2 separate regions of the Homo sapiens genome follow, and region 1 is linked to region 2. The links are chromatin loops, found by intact Hi-C in ENCODE. Cell type or tissue: PC-3. All regions are shown on one strand.

What was found. A loop is a pair of places that touch in the nucleus more often than their neighbours do. Peaks named below come from ENCODE experiments on the same cell type or tissue, not always from the same donor. Only the 100,000 strongest peaks of a DNase experiment are listed, where the experiment ranks them.
Region 1: it touches region 2 in a loop (10-fold over the local background); 1 of 110 quality-filtered maps calls a loop at or near these places.

The regions. Positions count from the first base shown.
Region 1 is chr3:87,205,025-87,207,524 of GRCh38, reverse strand. No RefSeq gene overlaps it. Among named protein-coding and RNA genes, the nearest start is that of MIR4795, 20 kb to the left of the region's middle. In PC-3, no CTCF peak of the experiment used is centred here; a DNase peak (open chromatin) is centred at 1,224; H3K4me3 peaks cover 972 bases; H3K27ac peaks cover 2,384 bases.
Region 2 is chr3:87,286,099-87,288,598 of GRCh38, reverse strand. No RefSeq gene overlaps it. Among named protein-coding and RNA genes, the nearest start is that of POU1F1, 11 kb to the right of the region's middle. In PC-3, no CTCF peak of the experiment used is centred here; a DNase peak (open chromatin) is centred at 1,348; H3K27ac peaks cover 1,761 bases.

The DNA of each region.
Region 1 (2,500 bases), 81 kb after region 2:
ACTGAAAAGTCTGAAAATTTAGGTGGCTGTGAGGAGTAAACCACAATTTAAGAGTTGAAGCTTACAAGAGCACTCCTGACAGTTGACTAATTTGAGTGTTCCATCTTGAGAGAGTTTTGCTAAAGAAAAAAGAGTGAGGATTTCCCAAATTAAAATGATAGTAAAGTAAATAGAGGTTTTAAATAATGTGAAATTTTACTTCTGGTTGAGTAATTTTTCCAGCATATCATTCAACAGTGGCTTTGACAGAGAAGAGCAGTACTCAAGAATACAATTCCACTAAAACAGAAATTCCTAAGCCAAACTTTTTATTTCATTAAAATTAATGTGTTTTCTCACCACTCCCTGAAACAGACCCTCTTACCAGTATACAAGGTTGAGAGTAATTCCTCTTTGAACTCCAGTTCTTGTTAACATGGATGCTGCTGCGACTCTGTATCTCAGAGCCTGCATCTCCTTCCAGTTAAATTTTGGATCAATGAGAATGTGGCCATTGCTCTTTTCCTCAAGGGTTAGTTTTTTGTATTCATAATCAGCCACTGATGATTGGCAACCATTTTTGAAGAATTTTTTTCATGTTTTCATATCTCTTCATTACTAAGACTACATTTAAGTATTTGCATAGTATCAATTTGCATAATGTACTCCATCAGCATTTATGTGACATTTTACTGTTTCATCTCTTCTATTGTCTCGTTGCCCTCTGCCTTTCATTGTCACATGGTTAAAAAAAAGAAAAGCTCATTTCAATGACAAAGACATCCACAGTTGGAGCATAAACACATGTCCAGGCTTACTATTACTATTTTAGATAAAACTCTGGGTAATAAGGCAAGGATTTTTTTACTTGGTTGCATCTGGTTCACATTTTTTTTAGTGTTAATCAATAAATATTGAGCTACCTGAAGGTGATTGACGATCAGGTAACCTATATTTATAATTGTTCTTCAAAACTAAATTACATTTTTGTAACTAACTTGTAGCAATATGAGCCCTTACAATGCTTCCTGACCCAGTTCAAATGCTACTTATCATAAAATCTTTTCTGATTTCCCCAGGCATAGTTAATTATTTCCTCGTCTGTGTTAGTAAAGAACTCTGCTCATATATGTCATTTATCATTTACCACATTGTGTTGTGCAATCTGTTTGCAGGTCTGAATCTTTCTTTAGACTTTGACTTGCTTGAGGGTTGAGGCTGTCTTCTTTATCTTTCCTGCAAAAGCAGTAAATGTGTGATTCATAAATGTGTGATTCATAACATTTCTTAAATTTTTTTTATGTTGTAAAGTATATAAAGAAAAATATACAAATTATCAGTGTACAACTGGATGAGTCACAACGTGTATTCAACTTTGCCATGAAATGGCTGCTCAGAATCACTCTGTCACTCTGAGCATCCCCTCAGACCCACCTGCTCAACTCCTCAGTCACTCTTCCTTCCCTGTGTGTCAGAGTAATCACATTCAGACTTTCAGTACCGAGACTAGTGTTTTAGTAAATAGTAAAAATACTATTTTACATAGTTTTTGGATCCTATATATTTTGGGTAGTTTTTTTATTTCTTTCTTTTTCTTTTTATTTTATATAAATGTAAATAAAACACAAACTCATAAGTGGAAGACCTAGCATAATTTAAAATTAATCAATAAAAATGTCCAGTAGTGTTAATAATGCTTATGTAATCTGAACACACAACGAAGATATGTGATACACTAAAAAGTAATTGACAATTATTTATCTTATTCTTCCAGGAATATAGGAACAGATATTTTACTTCTTGTCTCAACCAACATGCAATTTCTAAGCTAGAAATTTAATGGTTGTTATGAACCGAATGTTTGTCACCCCAAAATTCGTATGTTGGTGCACTAACCCCCAATGTGGTATTGTTTGGAGCTGGGACTTTTGGGAGGTAACTAGGGTTAAATGAGCTGTCAGTATGGCCCTCATAATGGGATTGCCTTTATAAGAATAGACACTAAAGAGGTTGTTTGTGCCCCCCACACCCACCTCATTCACCAAGAAGAGATCATGTAAGTACACAAAGAAGAGGAAACTATCTGCCAGCTACAAAAAGAGCCCTTACCAGACTCCAACCATGTAGCTTATTGGCACCCTAATCTTGGACCTCCAGCCTTCAGAACTGTGAGAAAATAAATTTCTGTTGTTTAAGCCACTCACTTTATGGTATTTTGTTATGGGAGCCCAAACAGACTAGGACAATGGCATTTCAAAAGTTTTGTGATATTTGAATCATAAGTTTTTGATATATTTGTAATATTTCAATTTCCTAGAAGGTATATAGGAAATATGTGAGAAGCCCAGCTCTATCTTGCTATCCATAATATGTATGTTGCAACTGAGAGTTTGGTGATAGTTTCTTTTCCCAATGTTAATGATGTAATTACAATATTGTCAAATTTACATTAGGTTTTTCACTTAAAGCAGTGGTTCTCAATGAGGGTGCTTTTGTCCCCCCAGGGACGTTTTTGGTTATC
Region 2 (2,500 bases):
ATTCAAATACCTCCCCCGGTTCCCTCCCACGACACGTGGGAATTCTGGGAGATACAATTCGAATTGAGATTTCAGTGGGGACACAGACAAAACATATCATACTTGTTGGCCATTTTTATGTTTTCTTTTGAGAAATTATGCGTGTCCTGTGTCCACTTTTTTGTACTGTTGAGTTGTTCAAGTTCCTTGTATATTCTGGATATTAGTCCCATGTTGGATAAATAATTTGCAAACATTTTCTTACATTCAACAGGATACCTATTCATTCTACTGAATGTTTCTTTTGTGTGCAGAAGCTTTTTATGTTTCATATAGTCCTATTTGTCTATTTTTGTTCTTGTTGCTTGTGCTTTTGAGGTCATAGCTGTAAAACCTTTGCCTAGACCATTGTTCTGAAGTATTTTCCCTGTTTTCTTCTAGTAGTTTTACAGTTTCAGGTCTCATGTTTAAATATTTAATCCATCTTGAGTTGATTTTTGCATATGGTGAGAGATAGGGGTCTTGTTTTATTCATCTGCATATAGATATCCAATTTTCTCAGCACCATTTATTGAAGAGACTGTCTTTTGCCCATTGGATGTTCTTGGCACCTTTGTCAAGTATCTATTAGCTGCAAATACATGCATTTATTTCTAGATTCTCTATTATGTTCTATTGGTCTATATGTCTGTTTTTGTACTAATGCCATGCTGCTTTGGTTACTATGACCTAGCGATATATTTTAAAGTCAGATAGTTTGATGCCTTCAGCTTTATTCTTTTTACTTGAGATTGCTTTGGCTCTTTGGGGTATTTTGTGATTTGCTTGGGGCCTACTGTTCTTGAATCTGAACATTATCTGTCAGGAAATCTAGAAATTTCTTTGCCATCATATATTTGAATATTGCTCCTCCCAGATTTTATGTTCTTTTTCTAGAATTCCTATTCATAATATAATAGACCTCATGTTATACCATCTCTTAAATTTTCTAGCTTATTTCACATTTCTTTATTTCTTTGTACTTTGTTGTAAATTATTCCCACAGATATAAATAGAATTTTTTACATTATTTCTTCAGTTATATCTGTTTATGCTATCTACAGAGTTTTTCATTTCACTTATTTTATTTTCATTTCTATATTTTCAAGTTGGTTTGTTTTTAAATGTACATGTTCTTTACTTTAGTGCCTATTCTTTTCTTACAGCTTCCAGTTTTTCTTTTAGACCTTATTTATTTTCTAGTTTATTTTGAATAATATTTACATTAGCTCAAGTTCTTGGGCTGCTCAGTCTTTAATTTGTTGGTTTTGCACTCTTGCTCATGGTGGATTTCTTACTCATGTGATTTGTCATTTTTAGTCATGAGCTTTATTTTCAGTAGTGATGGTGATTGTGCAGCTGTGTGAATCCCCGGTACTTAGCATTATGAGTGAGTCCTTCCAGTTGTCAAAGGAGCATGACTATGACTCTCACAGGAATAGTTTTCATGATTATTTCTTAGAGTGAAAAATACCTCTTTTCTAGAAAAAGTATCAAGGGAAGCTTTTGTGTTTTTTTTGTTTGTTTTCACCAGCAGCCCAGGCAGAGATAAGCTTTTTCTTGGTGGTTTTTTGTTTGTTTTGGTTTTTTTTGTCATGTTTCTTTTTCTCTGTTAGCAGATACTTTTTCTCTAATTCTTTTTTCCAGTGAGAGTGCAAGCTTTAGAAGATGATGTAGCAATTGAGCTGTCTAGAATCCAATTGTTCACTTTGTATGGATCCATGCTTTTGTTTCCTGTACATTAAATGTGCGACTAAAACCCAAGTCGCTAACTATTGCTAAGCGAGGCATTTGTTCTACCACACTAGTAAGCCAGGTGTGGCATAGATTCACCAACATATTTACCCACCTTTTCCCTGATATATGAAGATTTCTGATTCTCTTTTTTCTTTTATTTCCCCCCTTTTCTTTGTGGTTTCTTTCGTGTGTGTATGGGAGCCCAGTTATACATTTAAACACTTTATTTTATACATCATTCCTCTTGTGGCAGAACATTTTCTCCATTAATAAGACTGTCATTTTTTCAGAGCTGAAAGTGTTAAAATTAGTATGTTTATGGTGATTTTAGTGTATAGACATTTTTATATGTATATATGTATGTGTGTATATATATATATATATATATATATATATATATATATATACACACACACACCCACACACAAATCTATATGTCTTTTCCAAAAAGAATCCTTATTTTTTTCTTTACAGGTCAATTTTCAAGATGAGATGAAATAATCTCCTATAAATTCTACTTGTGTAACTGCATTTTTATAAAATACATTTTAGTCTATGTGTGCTTATATGGTCAGAACTGAAGCTCAAAATGTTTCTCAATGTAAGCCAAGTGTCACAGTACCATTTATTAAATAACATTTTTTCCTACTCATTTTAAGAACATTTACATCAGAAACTAAATGTTTACAATGAGATTTGTATAAATGATTTTGAAATTATTAGTAGAATTTAATGAATTATTATA